Linked DNA regions of Mus musculus: region 1 is linked to region 2. A link is a loop called in an ENCODE intact Hi-C map of the cell type or tissue named here. Cell type or tissue: heart. All regions are shown on one strand. Links, peaks and the distances in the headings refer to the core of each region. The heading gives the core; the rest is flanking DNA. Region 1 holds the start of Setdb1 (SET domain, bifurcated 1). Region 2 holds the start of Arnt (aryl hydrocarbon receptor nuclear translocator).

The links. Peaks named below come from ENCODE experiments on the same cell type or tissue, not always from the same donor. Only the 100,000 strongest peaks of a DNase experiment are listed, where the experiment ranks them.
Region 1: a loop joins it to region 2, with 5 times the contacts of the local background. A loop is called at or near these places in 17 of 42 quality-filtered maps.

Annotation. Positions count from the first base shown.
Region 1 is chr3:95,353,150-95,362,117 of GRCm38, reverse strand. Setdb1 (SET domain, bifurcated 1) reads left to right here and starts at 4,916. Exons shown (of 22, transcript NM_018877.3): 1 at 4,916-5,053; 2 at 5,916-6,184; 3 at 7,425-7,576. The coding sequence starts at 5,925. In heart, for the core only: a CTCF peak has its summit at 4,692; a DNase peak (open chromatin) is centred at 4,867; H3K4me3 peaks cover 798 bases; H3K27ac peaks cover 745 bases.
Region 2 is chr3:95,430,512-95,439,479 of GRCm38, reverse strand. It overlaps Arnt (aryl hydrocarbon receptor nuclear translocator), which reads right to left and starts at 5,090. Exons shown (of 22, transcript NM_001037737.2): 1 at 4,919-5,090. The coding sequence starts at 4,943. It also overlaps the pseudogene Gm4349. In heart, for the core only: no CTCF peak of the experiment used is centred there; a DNase peak (open chromatin) is centred at 5,159; H3K4me3 peaks cover 2,001 bases; H3K27ac peaks cover 2,030 bases.

The DNA of each region.
Region 1 (8,968 bases), core at 680-8,679, 78 kb after region 2:
GAACTCACAACAATCCTCCTGCCTCTACTTCCTGAATGCTGAAATTAAAGACATATGCCACTATACCCAGTTAATTTTTTCCCCTGAGGCCAAGTTGGGCTTGGTGCATATGCTTTTACTTATTTTTTTAATTCATTCATTCATTCATTTATTTAGTTTTAGTTTTGCATACATGTGTACATGTGCACCATGCACATATCTACACACAAAAAGAATTTTTTTCTGGGCAGAGGAAAAGCAGGAATATTCTAGGTACTAGACACTGAATGATTGAGGATAAAGAATGTTAAGTTAGGCTGGAGAGATGGCTCAGAGGTTAAGAGCACTGACTGCTCTTCCAGAGGTCCTGAGTTCAAATCCCAGCAACCACATGGTGGCTCACAACCATCGGTAATGGGCATCTGATGCCCTCTTCTTGTGTGTCTGAAGGCAGCAACAGTGTACCCACATACATGACATAAATAAATACGTAAATATTTAAAAGAAAGAAAGTTTAAAAAAAAAAGAGTGATAAGTTATTTCTCGGCAGGTGAAATGAGCCAATTCAAGGCAGATTGGAGTATATATAAACAGGTTTATTGGGAAACTGCTCTCAGGAGCTCATTGGCCCCCCAGGAAGGAGGTCAGGGAAGAGTCTCTGTAAGAAGGGCAACTCAGCCCCTGGGCTGTAAAGGTCATGGTAGAAGACAGGGTATACCAGGTGGGGTCTGAGGGATGCTGGGAGAACCTGAAGACCAGGTCTGCTTTGGTATGTAAAATATATTTGTGAGTCTGAAAACCAACAAAGACATGTAAAATATCTAAAGAGACATGCAGAATGTGGAAGGATGAATGAAATAATATGGCCAGGGAGGTAAACTAGGACCAGACTATGAAAAATATGCAAATATTATACTGTAGATTTTAATTTTAATTTCATTTTAGAGATATAAAGAAAAGACAGGGCTGTGGTATGGTAGCACATGGCTACCAGCACACAGGAGGCAGAGGCAATAATATCTTCATGAGTTCAAGGCCAGCTTGTTCAACATAGTGAGTTCCATGCCAGTCAGGGCCACTCAGTGAGAGGCTGCTCAAAAAGAAAAAAGACAGAATGGGGGAGGGGGGTTAGTTGTTAATCTGATCTATACTACCGGGCTGGGGCAGCTGTTGGAGTCCATCAAAAGACCCTCACTCACAAAGACCACAGAGATTGATATCACTGCAAACCACAAGAGGATTTTTTTAATAGATCCAACTTGTTGGGGAACCCCCTCTGCATGCAGGCAAGAGGAAAGACCCCAAAGAAAGAAAGAACACACTTTTTATACCTTGTAAGGGGGAGATTTAGGCAACAGGCCTAGCTGGCTTATTCTCACTGGTGTAGCAAGTAACCTTTCACGCATTGGTTGGTTTGCATAGGATGACTACCTTTGGCTTAGTGACTCACTCTGCCTGCCCTTATGGTGGGTTATTATGATTGGTCAGCAAAGCAGCAGTACATTTTGAACTTATGGGTCAGCTATTAACGTCACAGCTGTTAACATCACAGCTATTAACATCATGGAGAATTCTACTGACAAGGTCAGGGCAGTTTGTGGTTTTTCTCCGAATTCAGTATGGGGCAGGGTAGGGGAATTTTTCTGGGAACTGCTAATCTTGTTTTGGCAGCTGCAAGCTTAGTCTGGTCTTTTTGACCACTAAACTATAGTTTGGAAAGTCCCTTCAGAGGGGGAAGGGGCTAGGTGGTTGTCTTAGTCAGGGTTTCTATTCCTGCACAAACATCATGACCAAGAACCAACTGGGGAAGAAAGGGTTTATTCGGCTTACACTTCCACATTGCTGTGCATCACTGAAGGAAGTCAGGACTGGAACTCAGGCAGGTCAGGAAGCAGGAGCTGATGCTGAGGTGATGGAGGGATGTTCTTTACTGGCTTGCTTCCTCTGGCTTGCTCAGCCTGCTCACTTGTAGAACCAAGACTACCAGCCCAGAGATGGTCCCACCCACAAGGGGCCTTTTCCCCCTTGATCACTAATTGAGAAAATGCCTTACAGTTGGATCATGGAGGCATTTCCTCAACTGAAGTTCCTTTCTCTGTGATAACTCCAGCCTGTGTCAAGTTGACACAAAACTAGCCAGTACAGTGGTCTTGAATTTATTTTGGATTTTACATTCCCCCCTTTTCTCTGGTATATCTCAATCCTGAAATGATGTCTCACTTTGTTGCAGCTGCTGGTATTGTTGTCTGAGCATCAAAACTTGTACTTGAATTTAATAACAAGCGATTAAGGATGCATGGGCCAAAGGTTAAGAGCAGAAACAGGATAAGAAGGGGTAGTAAGCAAGTCTAGATAGGGACCCTTCCAGCAAGGCTTGAGGGTCTGGCTGCAATGCAGATGCACTTAGATCAATCAGATCTCCGACCTGGAACTGGTGAGATGTCTTTGGGGTACCCAGATCTTTGCTGCAGCCAGTTGTAACCAGACTTCCTTCTGCCTCACCTGCAAGTCTTTTAACCTAGCATACAGATAATTATTACAACAACATGTGTGTTCAATCACATCATTTAAGACAGTGCGGAGTGTGGGAGCCCCATAAAGGATCTCAAAAGGAGTAAGACTGAATCAAGAGAGAGTATTTCTGGTTCTAAATGAAGGGGGGAGCACCACCCAGTCTGTGCCAGTCTCCATGGTTACTTTTGTCAAGGTCTCTTTTAGGGTTCTATTTATCCTTTTTACCTGTCCTGAGCTTTGAGGTCTGTACACACAATAATTTCCATTCGACCTCTAAATATTTGGGCATGCCCTGACTTACCTGGGCAACAAAGGCAGGACCATTATCTGACACTATTGCTTTTGGCCTTTTGGCACTCTGAACCTTGGAAAATTTTCTTCTTCTTCTTCTTCTTCTTCTTCTTCTTCTTCTTCTTCTTCTTCTTCTTCTTCTTCTTCTTCTTCTTCTTCTCCTTTTCCTTCTTCGGGTGGGGGGTTCGATACAGGATTTCTCTGTGTAGCCCTGGCTGTGCTGGAACTCACTCTGTAAACCAGGCTGGCCTCGTACTCAGAAATCTGCCTGCCTCTGCTTCCCGAGTGTGGGAATTAAAGGCATGCACCACCATTGCCCGGCTTCAATAACCTTAATGACCATCTGATCAGTCTCATTTTTACAGGGAAAAGCTTCTACCCATCTTGAGAACGTATCCACAAAAGCCAGAAGGTATTTATATACATATTTTCCAGGTCATACCTCAGTAAAGTCTACCTCCATGTAGGTGCCAGGTCTGTCTCCCGGGTACCTCTTCCCTGGATGCACCATAGTGCAGTAGACATTGACTTTTGCAGGGCACACACTTGTGCACCACCTGCTCCACAAGGTGTTTTAACCCTGGTACATGGTACTTAGTCTTGGAGAATGTCTGGATAAGCTTGTTTACCCCTAGGTGAGTCCACTGGTGCATCTGTTTGATCATAGCCTCTGCTTGTCTTTGTGGCAGGATTTTCTCTCCCCCAGAGGTGTACCACAGTCTCTTATTTTTGTTGAACTGATGACTGGAATCTTTGAAAATGAGGGCTAAGTCCTCTGCTGTGTAAGTAAACTCCGGGACCGGTTTTTTGGGCTCTGTTGCCAAGAACACGAGGGCCATGGCTGCCCAAATGTTTTGGATTCCTTAAAGACACACACAAACACACACAAGGGCTGGAAAATGATTTCGTATTTAAGAACACTTATTGTTTTCCAGATTATTTTGAGTTTGAATTTTAGTGCCTATGTTGGATGGCAACTGTCTGTAACTGCAGTTCCATAGAATCCAGTATTCTCTTCGGGCTTTTGAGGCCAACTTGCACTTATGGGCACATATGCATACACAGACACACAGGTGTACAGAAAAATATATTTTATATAGATACCTTGCAGGACATGGTGGCTCACAGGTTAATCCCAACAGGTAGAAAACAGAGGCCGGTAGATCTTTGCACAGTCTACATAGCAAGTGCCAGACCATCCAAGATTACAAAGCACGACCCCATGTTAAAACTACCACAACAAAACACTTCTTGAGTCTGCTCTTTATTTCTGTGTTTCAGCTTCCTTTACCCTTGCAGGCAGGGTTATGGGAGGACAGTGGAAGAAGACAGTGTACTTGAGTTTGGCAGTTTATTTGTAAGGCTGTTCTTAGGCTAGAGGGGTGTGAGCAGTGCTGGGAGATTGGCCAGATCTGCTGTGAAAGTAATGGCATTCAAAGATGAGTAGGCAGAAAGAAGCAAAGAAAGAAATGAGAGCTGGGCAGTGGTGGTGCACACCTTTAATCCCAGCACTTAGGAGGCAGAGGCAGGCAGATTTCTGAGTTCGAGGTCAGCCTGGGCTACAGAGAGAGTTCCAGGACAGCCAGGGCTATACAGAGAAACCCTGTCTCAAAAAAAAAAAACAAAAAAAACAAAAAAAAAAAACAAAAAAACAAAACAAAACAAAAACAAAACAAAACAAAAACAAAAAAAAACCTCAAAAAACAAAAAACCTTAATCTTGTGAAAGATGAAAACTACACAATCTCAGTGATAAAATGATGAGTTTTTTGTTGTTGTTTATTTGTATTTTTCTTATTTCCTATATGAACACTCATTAATTTTGCTAAAAAATTAATTTTATTACTAAAAAAAATCTTCAAATTAAAACAATAATCAACTATATTGGCCACCTGTAGGGGAAGAGCTTCCATAAATGACTCCGGAAAATACCTGCTTTGTCCAACTAGCCCCTTATCTGGAAATGCCCTACTTCACACATGCATACTCTCCTTAAATTCCCATAACCCCTGTACCGCAGCGCTATGCAATAAATTTGGTCCCTTCGGGCTACCGTCGGAGAGGCCGGAAGGACGCTCCCTATTGCTTCCGGACCGTCGGTTTGCTCCCCGCCCCCTCCTGCCTCCTCACGCTGTTTCCCCTCCCCCGCCGTCTCTCCTTCAGTTTGCCTGGGTTTGGCAAGGCGGAGCCCTGGAGTAAAACCTGGGGTCGGGGTTGTGAGACGCGGCCCTTGCGGTCGGGCGCCAGAGTTGTGGGGAGGACGGACTGAGGTGCGCTGAGGCCGAGGTGGACCTGGGAGGCTTGGCTGGTGCGAGGCTGGGGCTGTGTGTGGGAACTTGGCGGGAGAGGAGCGAGCCGGGGGCGGGCGGGCCTGAGGCGGCGGCTGCGGGTGGGCGCGAGGCGGTGCGTGGGTGAGGCGGTGCGTCGATGAGGCGCGGGAAAGCAGGAGGGCGGCAGGCTGGAGGCTGCTGCGGTTCTGCGTGGCCCGGGCGGCCAAGCGCCTGTGCGCGTTATTCCGAGTGTGGCTGCTGGGTGGTCGCCATGGCTTCAAGCTTTTGCTCTGATCACGTAGGGATGTCCGACTTTTCCTCTCTTCGTCCCTTTTCTTCTTTGCTGGTCGCAGACTCCCAGGGCCTGGTGCAGCCGGGAAGCCCATCCCTTGTGCAGCTGCCCTCTTGCATGGCCCTAGGAGGTTTTAAAAGCCACCTTGCCACGGGAAAGCAAAGAGCCGCGAGGAAAAGGAGGACTAAACAACCCGGGTGGAATTAGTTCATTGCGGCTCACCTGTCTCCAGCCGCCGGTGCCTCGGTTAGACTCGGTGTAGTGACAGAGCCAATTAAGGAACAAGTAGCTCCCAGAAGTATCTTCCTTGGTCGATAAGCACTCTTCGGTTTCCTGAAACCTTGTTTTAGCTAGCTCCCTGGTGCGTGTTGGAGTTCTCCAGGGTCTCCCCGCTCTTAGTTGTTACCCAGAGCTTGGGTCTGTGTGAGAAGATGAGGCTCCCCGGGAAATCTCCAGATCGCCTTGTGGAGGAGGAGGGGAGAGAACAGAGTTTGCAGGCTTTTGATTATGAGACAGAAATGGTGTGAGCCTCGGTTAGAGTTGTTTTCGCTTCTTGTTCATCCTGCACAGGGCCAAAGCATGTCCTCCCTCCCTGGGTGCATGAGTTTGGCTGCAGCGCCAGCTGCAGCTGACTCTGCAGAGATTGCTGAGCTGCAGCAGGCGGTGGTTGAAGAGCTGGGTATCTCTATGGAGGAACTTCGTCAGTACATTGATGAGGAACTGGAAAAGATGGACTGCATACAGCAGCGCAAGAAGCAGCTCGCAGAGCTGGAGACGTGGGTACTACAGAAAGAGTCTGAAGTGGCTTATGTTGATCGGCTGTTTGATGATGCATCCAGGTAGGGATTCCAGGAAGCAGAAGTAAATGTCCATCTGTGTCCTCCTTGGAGTGACTGTTGTTGTCATTGTCCTAAGCACTTTATACTTTGGCGACTTCAGTCAGGTGGGGCCTTACTCTTCCTCTGAGTTTGTAATGCAGAGTTGCAACAGAACACTTTTTCCCTGTGGGTAGCTGCTATGTGATCAGCAGTAGTTAGGTTAAAGGCTTGAATTCCCTTCTCTTCCTCCTGGACTGAACTTCCTTCCTAAGATCCCCAGAAAGTGAAGATTGTAGAGTTGCTGTCTTTTCTGTTTTTCTGAGACAGAATCCCAATACCTAAATCTTGCTGGCCTGCAACTTGCAGAGATCTGCCGACTTTTGCCTCCTAAGAGCTGCAATGAAATGATCCTAGCTTATGCTTGTTGAGTTGATTGGGGTTTCATTCGTTCATCCATTTTTGATACAAAGTCTCTTTACGTAGAATTGGCTGCCCTAGAACTCACCATATAAACCATATTGAGCTGGACTCATAGAGACCCATCTGCCTTTGTTTCTCCAGTGGTGAGATTAAAGGGATGTTTCACAGCACCCAGCAAAATGAAGTTGATATTTAAAGCTGTCTTCTTAGTTCCCAAAGCCACATAGATAATAAATATCAGATATTAGGACTTTTGTAACAGCAGGTGGAAAATTGAAGTCTAGAAAATTGTTTCATAGAAGAATTACATGGAAACAAACATTCTGTGGAAAAGCATTCTAAATAGGTACTTTGGAACATGTAGAGCAAACAGTCTATATTTAAATATACATAATTTCCTGTTACTGTGTTGTGTTTTGTATGTGGGGGGGGTTGTTTTTTGTTTTTGTTTCTGTTTTTGTTTTGTTTTATTTTTGAGACCGTTTCTTTGTAACTCTGGCTGTCCTGGAACTACCTCTGTACACCAAATTGGCCTGGAATTCAGAGATCTGCTTGCCTCTGCCTCCTGAGTGCTGGGTTCTGTTTTTGTTCTGTCTAAAGGTTTCTTACTCTGTAGGCCATGCTGGCCATGAACTGTATTGACCATGAACTCTATTGACCATGAACTCTATTGACCAAAGTGACCTCAAACCTAGCTAGTCTTGGTTCCTCAGGCTAAGGACTAGGATTACATGTGTGAGCTCAGAGGCTAGGTATTGTATAAATGTATATACATTGTAATGCTCTTGTACTGCACTGTCTCCACTGGCTTTGATCTTTTCTGCATGTGTTCCAATATCAGGGAAGTGACTAACTGTGAGTCTTTGGTGAAGGATTTCTACTCTAAGCTGGGACTACAGTATCATGACAGTAGCTCTGAGGATGAAGCTTCCCGGCCCACAGAGATCATTGAGATTCCTGATGAAGATGATGATGTCCTCAGTATTGATTCAGGTAAATGATGAAGCTTTGGTCAGAAAAGTCTTAGAATGGAAGCTGAAATACTGGAAGACAAGTATGTTGCACATAAAGAATCACATTGTCATTACTTAATATGCCAAAAACCTGACTGACTTATTATGACAACAAGTAAGTATTCTTAGCATCGTAAGTGTTTTCTGTATTCTGATTGCTTCCTTTCCCCATTTCAGATAAGGTATACTTATTTTCTGTCTTTTCCCCCATGTGTTTGTGTGTAGTTTGCCTATGTCTGAGTTTCTTTTTCAGTTACTGTGATCAAATAATCTGACAAAATCATTTGAAGGTTAAGGGGGCTGATCCTGGTTCCAAGTTCCAGATCATATCCATGATGGTCGGGGAAATCACAGTGGCAAAAGCCTAAAGCATCTGGTCACATTGTTCTGCAATCTGGAAACAGAGGGAGTGTCTCATCCTGCTGCTCCTCCAATCGCTCTCTTTATTTGTGTATTTATGAAGTCTATGGAATGGTACCACTCACGGTGGGCTGGTCCATCCACCTCTACATAGTCAAAATAATTCCTCATTGGCTTGCACAGATTTCCATTTCACAAGTCATTTTAAATTCTGTTAAGTTGATATCAATGGTCACAGTGTTCCTACCCATGTTTGGGAGTAGAGGTATATGGGTGGGTGTACATATATGTAGAATTCAAAGACTTATATCAGGTTTATTGCTTGATCACTCCTCTCTTTATTATGGAAGCAGGGTCTTGCTGAACCAAGGGTTTGCCAATTCTAGCATGTGTAGATAGCCAGCTCAGAGTGGGTTTCTGCCTTATGAGTACTAGGATTACAGGTTTGGGGCCTGAGGATCCAGACTCCAGGACTTGGGACTTGTTTGGGAAACACGATATGCTGGCTATCTCTCTAATGCTTTTATTTTGCAATAGGATTTCACAGTTTCTGGCTAACTTCTAACTCTCAGTATAGCCCATGCTAGCTTTGGACTTCGAGCAGTACTTCTGCTTTTTTTGTTTGTTGGTTTGTTTGTCTTGTTATTTTGAGACATGCTTTCTCTGTGCAGCCCTGGCTGTCCTGGAACTCACTCTGTAGACCAGGCTGGCCTCAAAGTCACATCAACCTGCCTGCCTCTGGGAAAGGTGTGTACCATCACCACCTGGCAAAAGTTGCCTCACCCCACCTCCCATTTATTGATTGATTGATTGTTGATTTGTGTGTGTGTGTGTGTGTGTGTGTGTGTGTGTGTGTTTTGTTTTTTCAAGACAGAGTTTCTCTGTGTTAAGAGAGCCCTGACTGTCTTGGAACTTGCTTTATAGACCAGGCTGGCCTCTAACTTAAGAGATCCTCCTCCCTCTGCCTCCCCAGTACTGGAATTAAAGGTGTGTGCCACCATCACTCAGCTCT
Region 2 (8,968 bases), core at 525-8,524:
AAATAATGGAAACATTTTTCAAGATTCTTTATAATATTGTAACATCAGAGAACTTTTCTCTATTTTGTATTTTAAACGACTTTATGTGTATGTTTTGCCTGTGTGTATATATGCAACACATGCAGGCTTGTTGTCCATGGAGGCCAGAAGGTGGCAATAGATCTACTGGAATTATAGCTGTGGGTAGTAGCACCAGTATGTGCTGGAACCAAACCTCAGTCAACTCCAAGAGCAGCCAGTGCTTGCTTCTAATGGCAGAACCACTCTCCAGCCATTTTTGTTTACTGATACACGGCTACCATTCTCAACGTAAGTCTTTACTTCTTAAATTCTAGGAAAATAGAGTAAAACTTGGTACCACAAGTCTACTGCATAAAAGTACACCAACTGAAGTTTCGTTCCAAAACTGTTATCCACTGAGTATGCAGTTCAGTTGGTAGAATGCTTGCCAGGCATGCACCAAGCCCTGGCTCCATCCATAGCACATGGTAAGACAGGCATGGTTGTAACTATAAGATCATAGCACTTGGATCAGAAATTTAAGATCAGGGCTGGAGAGATGATAGTTCAGCGGTTAAGAGTATTGACTGCTCTTCTAGAGGTCCTGGGTTTAATTCCCACCAACCACATGGTGGCTCACAACCATCTGTAATGGGATCTGATGCCCTCTTCTGGTGTCTCTGAAAACAGCTACAGTGTACTCAATATCAAGAAATAAGAGGCAAGCGGATTTCTAAGTTCGAGGCCAGCCTGGTCTACAGAGTGAGTTCCAGGACAGCCAGAGCTATACAGAGAAACCCTGTCTCGAAAAACAAAAAAACAAAAAAAGAAAGAAATCTTAAAAAATGAAAAAAAGAAATTCAAGGTCACCCTCAGAGACATAGTGAGTTTCAACCTAGCCTAGTCTAAATGAGACTTGCCTCAAAAACAAAAAGTTTATTGTATTTTAACTGCTGAGTTAGTAAAATGGTTCAATTCCTTTAAAAAGAAAGAAAAAAAAAAGAGATAAATTGATTGATTTGGGGGGCTGGAGAGATGGCTCAGTTGTTAAGACAACTTGGCATTCCTGCATAACACATGAGCTCAGTTCTGAGAACCCACATTAGATGGCTCACAACCACCTGTAATTGCACTACAAGAGAATCAACACACTCTTCTGCACCTGCACTCACATGAACAAACATACATGCAGTAATTACGGTCTTTTGAATGAGAATGGTCCCCACAGGCTCCTATATTTTAATTCTTGGTCCACAGTTGGTGTTAGTGTCTTGGGAAGAATTAGGAGGTATGGCTTTGTTGGAAGTAATACAGCTGCTGCCATGCTTCCAGTCACAGTGATCATGGACTCACCTCTGGAAAACTCAAGTCTAATAAAGCGATGCTTCTCTAAGTTCCCATGGTCATGGTGTCTCTTCATGGCCACAGAAAAGTAACTACTACACCAATGTGCATAATTTAATTAAAATCTTTTTTTGGGGGGGGGTGGGGGGAAAGTGGGGCTGGAGATATGACCAGCAATTAAGAACACTGACTAATTAATAATAAAGGGCTTGGTAGCTCAATCAAAAAAGAATTGCCAATCAAGCAATAAGGTCCTGAGTTAATCTCCAGAACCCACATGAAAAGACAAGGCATGGTAGCGTTTACTTGTATTTCCAGCATTGGTAAAGCCGAAACCCAGTGAGCTTGGGGCTCTCTAACCAGAAGTTTATCCTCTTTGGCCCACTCCAGGCCAGTAACAGATCCTGTCTCAAAAAGCGGAGGTGGGATGTGGAATGAAGACATGATCCAGTGGTTAAGAGCACTTGCTACACAATCTGGAGACCTGAGTTTGGATCCCAGAACCCACATAACAAGTCTGGCATCATCCTGCATCCACCAGGAATCCATGCACTCTGAGGATCCAAGGCAGGAAGACTGCTAGGCCTTGCTGACTGTCAGCCGAGCAAAACACACAAGCCTCAGGTTAAGGGAGACACCTGACCTGGAAGAAATAAGGCAGAGTGACACAGTAAGATGCCCACAGTTAAGAAGAAATTCTGCCTCAAAGGAATAAGACAGAAAGTTACAGAGGTGGATATCCGGTGTCTTCTGGCCTGTGTACAAGTGCACACTGAACATAGTAATTTCCCACTGTATATACCTCCAGTGGTGAATCTAATTTTCCAAAATTCAACAGGCCAAAACATATCCTGTTTGACACAAAAAGGAAGGAGGAAAAAGCAACAACAAAAGGCTCTATTTTATGACTTAAGTATCATGCATGTACTGAACATGGGATCAATAAATTAGAAGACATGGAAGAATTCTCCACATGGAAAAAAGAAATCTTGAGCTAGGAATGTAGCCCCCGGAAAAGGAAGTTAAGGCAGATGGTAAAGAGAGCAGGGGGTTAGTCTCACTGGGTCTGTCGTTCTCTGTTCTCCGCTCAGACCTACCATCCCATCTCATAAGAGGCTGAGGCTACGCAGGGATGTCAGCTACAGCAGGAACCACTGGGTGCTATGCCATAACTAACAGCAGACTAGAATTTAAGAAAACTCTTACATTCTCAGGTTAATTTTCAAAGGTTTGCTAAGAACCTACACCTCACCTTTTGAGGTTTTTGCTTGGTTTGGTCTGGCTTTTGATTTTGAAACAAGGTCTCACTATGTAGCATGGAACTGACTTTGTAGACCAAGATGGCCATGAACTAAGATATCCCCCTGCTTCTGCAAAGATTAAAGGAATTCCAGCCTATTCTCCCTCTGTTTGGTAAGTACCTATGATGACTCTGCCCACCTCAAAATTGAAGAAGCAAGCAATCAAATAACAATAAATAAAATCAATTATTTCTACTGGTGATGACACTCACAGCTTTAATCCAGCACTCAGGAGGCAGGAGCAAGCAGATCTTGAGTTGGAGGCCATCCTGGTCTACAGAGTGAGTTTCATGACAGCCAGGGATACATATAGAAGCCCTGCCTTGAAAAACCAAAGTCAAAACAAACAAACAAACAAACAAACAACTGTTTCATTAAAAAAGATTCTTAAATCGTACTTTTTAAAAAGTTTTGATAGTTTATATAGGATGGCACATGCGAGTGATTCCAGCACTTGAAGATAGAAGCAAGAAGACCACTGCAAGTTCAAGGCCAGCCTGATCTTCACAGAACACTGCAGGCCAGCCTCTCAAAATTCCCCACTCAGAAAAAAAAATAGAAAAAAATTACTATTTCCTGCTTACAGACTTAAGCTAATATTGATAAGGAAATGACTATTTGGTCAAGAAAGTGTTGTTTTAGTAATTGGTTTAAAATCAGAACAGGGCAGCTAGAAAAGCTTCTGACTTACTAACGTGTCTCTACGGCCTTAACAAGAGAGACACTTTGCAGTCTGAAGAGTTATATAAGGATTTTGCAACATGGGATCAGTTTGAAATCTTGTTTACTCTAATCAGACATGGGCTATTTTGCTACAAGGTCTGATTTTCTCTAACATTTTTCAGTTGTATAGTTTTATTCTATAATTCATCAAATATTCCAATAGTTTCCTGACAATTTACTTCATCTTCATGTAAAAAAAATAATAATTTAGGATTTAAAAAACTGATATTCAGGGGCTGAAAGGAAGGTTCAGTAGTTGTGAGTATGTGTTACTCTTCTAGGACCTAATGTCAGTTCCTAGCATCCACATCACGGGGCTTTCAACTGCCTGAAACTCTTGCTGCAGGGGATCCAACACCCTATTCTGGACTCCTCCCATTCCTGCACTCACAAGTAGACATTATCATATACATAATTTCTAAAGCTTAAAAATATTTTTTTTAAAGTTGATATTGACACATGAATTTGAAGCCAACCTGGGCTACATATAAGTTCTAGGACTCTCTCTCTCTCTCTCTCTCTCTCTCTCTTAAAAAAAAAGGCTGTTTCCAAAAATAATGGGAAAACAATACATTTCCCAGTGTTTCAGCTATTGTGTGTATGTATATACATACGTGTGTGTACCCTGTTACTGTAATATAGTACATTAACAAGATAAAATTTAAAAGTTCAATGTGAAATAGCAGAGACCAATATTACACAACCCTCCCTCCAAACTCTTCGATGATACAGACTTCTGGGAAATGATGGATTTACTTTGTTGGAAAATAACAAGGTAAATTAGCCCAACTAAAATGAAATACTTCCTAAGATGTAACTGAATACAGTAGAAAGGACTGAGAGGGAGACTGCAGTGATCCAAAGTCAACCGGGGGCTGGAATGAGACAAGACTCAAAATAAGATGAACGAGAGACAGAGACAGACAGACAAACAAGCAAGAGGACGTCCACAGACAAATGGCGCGGGACATTTTTCTGAAAGAACAGGAGTTGCTCCACCTCGACCTAACAAGATTTAAACCTGGGTTCTGGACTAAAGACCTGTCCTGAACTATTACCATTACCCAAACCTCTGCCTTCAGCAGCAAGACACTAATAACTACGCTAAAACCCTAAATTTCAAAGTATAGGAGTTACAAGAATCTGAGCAGATTCTCAAAGAACTAAGTTTTCCATTTAAATGTAAACCAAGTGTAGAATCAAGCAAGACTTTGCAAAACGTCAACGTGGCCCCGTCTATAGCCCAGTTTACGCTCGCAGTTACACCAAGTCAGTTTGCCCAGTTACTTACTAGGCATCAGGGGAACATCAGCTGGCAGAGGGTTAAAAGACCACAACACTCCCTAACACCGCAGGCAGAGTGGAGACGCTGGCCAAGCGCCACCACTACTCCAGAAGTTGGGGCACGGAGCCCCCAAACACCCGTCACCCGTTCCCCAGGTCCTCCGGGCAGGGCGCCTCCTCGACACCCCTCCCCCAACACCCGAACGCCACGGCCCTGCTGCTCTGCTCTGGCTCTCCGCACTTGTCAGTCCTTTCTGCCGCCTCACCTGGGTTAGCTGTAGTCGCCGCCATGGTCGAGATGGCACCGTCCCTGCGCCACCCTCGGTGGGAGGGGCAGCCGCCACCGAGCTGGGGGAGGGGAGGGAAGAGCCACTCCGCAGATTAGGCACCTTACCGCCGCCACCGCTACCGCGGAATCCAAGATGGCGGACGCCCACCCCCCTCCCCATCCTGGGCAGAAGACACGCCCCAAACTATGGGCGCGGTCAGTCTCCAGACAGCCTCCCTGGGAGAACTGGCCAATAGAAACAGTAAGTCGCCATAGAGGCCGGGCTAGTGACTCGGCCAGTGAGTCCGGTGACCCGAGGAGTGCTAGGAAGCCTGAGCTAGGAAGCCAACCAGCTGTTTCCCTAATCCGGCCTTCTCGGCGTCAGAGATTCATAACCAAATTGACGTCAGTGAAATGCAAAGAAAACGAGCATTTTACTAAAATGTTTTCTTTCTTAGTGGGCTCATCAGCATATGCTTCCTACAGACGATTTGTTATGCAAACCCTCTTTATAGGTTCTAACACAGGGATCACTAATCCATTCTAGGTTGTTTTTTCTTTATGAACTTTTGTCACTAGTAAAAGTCCGATAACTAATTCTTAAGAGTTGGCTCTGAAGCTGGTAGGAAAAAGCTGGGTGATTACGTGGTACCAAAGATGCCAACATTTGAAATGGAGACAACGAACAAAGAATTTTTATTAAACAAGTATTCCAGAACTCAGAATGCAAAGACCAGTCTGTACTACAAAATGAAACTAGTCCCTTTCTCTGCCCTCCAAAAGTGAGGTGTCCTATGTCACAAGTTTTTTTAAAATGACAAGGTAGTAAACACACAGACGTAATGTCTAATTATAAGAACTGAGCAATTCAGAACAGACAATGTCGACTCAAAACACTGTGAGATAAATTCTATAATTTTACAAATCAAGAACTACAAGCAGGGGCTGGAGAGATGGCTCAGCGGGTAAGAGCACTGACTGCTCTTTCAGAGGTCCTGCGTTCAAATCCCAGCAACCACATGGTGGCCCACAACCACCCCTAATGAGATCTAACGCCCTCGTCTGGTGTGTTTGAAGACAATTACAGTGTACTTATTTAGAATAATAAATAAATCTTTGGGCCAGAGAAAGCAGGAACTGAGTGAGCCGACCAACTGGAGTGGGCGAGGTTGATTGGAGCAAGCAGAGGTCCTAAAGTCAATACCCAATAACCACATGAAGGCTCACAGCCATCTGTACAGCTACAGTGTACTCATATACATAAAATAAATAAATAAATCTTAAAAATATATATTTAAAAAAAAAAAAGAACTACAAACAGATCCAGGCATAGTGATGCATGCCTTTAATCCTAGTACTCAGGAGGCAGAGACTGGCCAATTTCTCTGAGTTCAATGCCAGCCTGGTCTACATAGTGAGTTCTAAGACAGCAGGAGCTATATATAGAAAGACACTATCTCAAAAACAAACAAAAACCAAAGACATGAAACAAAGGCCACCTTGCAAATTAATCCAGTAGTGAGAAGCAAAGTGAATGAAACTAACACCCAAAGTCTATTATATTCATCACCATGTATATGTGGACTGGGGGGAGGAGGGTAATTTTGTTCTTTGAAACAAGGTCTCATGTAGCCTAGACTGACCCCAAATTCACTATGAGGATGAAAATGGTCTTGAATTCACCCTCTCCTTCCAATGTTAGAACTATAAGCATATGGCACTACTCTTTGGCTTGTTGTCAGTCTGATTCACCAAAAAAAATTTTTTTAATTAGCCATAAAGACGACTCCACTACACAGCTACACCTAACATCCCAAGATCCAATGCTCTGAACTTACACAAGGAGAGGACTCCTGCAAATTATCTTCAACTTTCCTCACACCAAAACATGTGCACTCACACATACACAAAAATTTTAAAAACATTTAGAAGTAGAACTGACAAGATGGCTCAAGAGCTAAAGGTACTTGAAGTTGGATTCTCCAAAAGCCACACAATGGTTCGAGGAGAGAACTAACTCCCATTCACTAAAAAGAGGTGCAGTGAGAGGCGCAGTGACATCATGCTGGCTTCTCGTTTGTTGGTTGCTTGCTTGCTTTAGGTTATTTGGTTGGTTTGGTTGGTTTGTTTAGACATTTTCTTGGGGTTTTGAATAGTTTTATTTTTAATTATGTGAATGTGTCTGCATTTAAGTCAGTACACCTGAGTATTGGAACACAATTAGACAGACAAGAAAGATCCCATTAACCTGGAGTTTCAAACAGTTGTGAACAGATAGAAATCCACCTGCTTTCACACTTTCATTTGCTGGCATTAAAGGGGGGCACCACTATGCCAAGATGGAGGCATTGCCTTAATGGCTTTTCCTCCTCTCAGATGATCTTAGCTTGTGTCAAATTTACAAAAACAAAACAAAACAAAACAAAACATGACATCTATATGGCACACTTTAATATAAGAAATTGTAGTTCACTGGCATTACATGCTTTTAATCCCAGTACTTGGGAGGTAGAGGCCAATGGATCTCTTTGAGTTGGATGCCAGCCAGGTCTACAAATTAAGATCTAAAGCAGCCAGGATGATTAACACAAAGAAACTATGTGTTGAAAAACCAAACAAAAAGTCATGGTTAAAAACTTTTTTTTTTTAGTATATAATAGACATGTTGATTACACCTATAATCATGTAGTAAAAAAAGCCATGTGTAGTGGCTATTCCTGGTTGTCAACTTGACAATATTTGGAATGAACTACAATCCGGAATTGGAAGGCTCACCAGTGACCCTTATCTGGAGGCTTGGAGATCCTTATCTGGATCTTGGTTTGAAGATCTTGAGCCATAGTGGCTATGGATTCCAGAAGATTGAATCTCCGAGTTAAGGAACACACCTTTAATCTGGGCTATGCCTTTCATCTGGGATTAAAGGTGTGGTGGAACACACCTTTAATCTGGGCTACACCTTCTGCTGGAGACAATATAAGGACATTGGAAGAAGGGAGTCTAGCTCTTGCTCTTGCTCCTTCGCCTGCTTGCTGCGTGAGACTGAGTAACTGCTAGATCCTTGGACTTCCATTCACAGCTGCGACTGAACAATTGTTGGGAATTGGGCTGCCGACTGTAAGTCATCAATAAATTCCTTTACTATCTAGAGACTATCTGTAAGTTCTGTGACTCTAGAGAACCCTGACTAATACACCATGATACAAGGATCACTTCAAGTTTGAGGATAGCCTGGCCTACATGGTTAGGCCGAGATAGCCCGAGTGACAAACAGTGTGGGTTGTAAGCTTGCGAATCTGAGTTTGAATCCCCCCAATTCATGTTAAAAAAGGAAAAAAAAACAAAACAAAACAAAACCTGAACATTGCTAAATATGTAACTCTGGTGCTTGTTGGATAGAAACACATCCCCAAGTGGCCAACTAGCCCAATGGCACTAAGTCAGAACATAATAGAGGAAGACACTGGATGTTGTTGTAACTTGATGCTTAGAGTTTACTGCTTCATGTACTACATACATAGCACACATCAGAACCACAATGCAAAACAAACAAAAAAAAAAGTTACCAAGGGAAGTATTTACTAAATGTTTCATGGTGTTCATGGACCAGCCCACTGTGAGTGGTACCATTCCATAGACTTCATAAATACACAAATAAAGAGAGTGATTGGAGGAGCAGCAGGATGAGACACTCCCTCTGTTTCCAGATTGCAGAACAATGTGACCAGATGCTTTAGGCTTTTGCCACTGTGATTTCCCCGACCATCATGGATATGATCTGGAACTTGGAACCAGGATCAGCCCCCTTAACCTTCAAATGATTTTGTCAGATTATTTGATCACCATAACTGAAAAAGAAACTCAGACATAGGCAAACTACACACAAACACATGGGGGAAAAGACAGAAAATAAGTATACCTTATCTGAAATGGGGAAAGGAAGCAATCAGAATACAGAAAACACTTACGATGCTAAGAATACTTACTTGTTGTCATAATAAGTCAGTCAGGTATTTGGCATAGTAAGTAATGACAATGTGATTCTTTA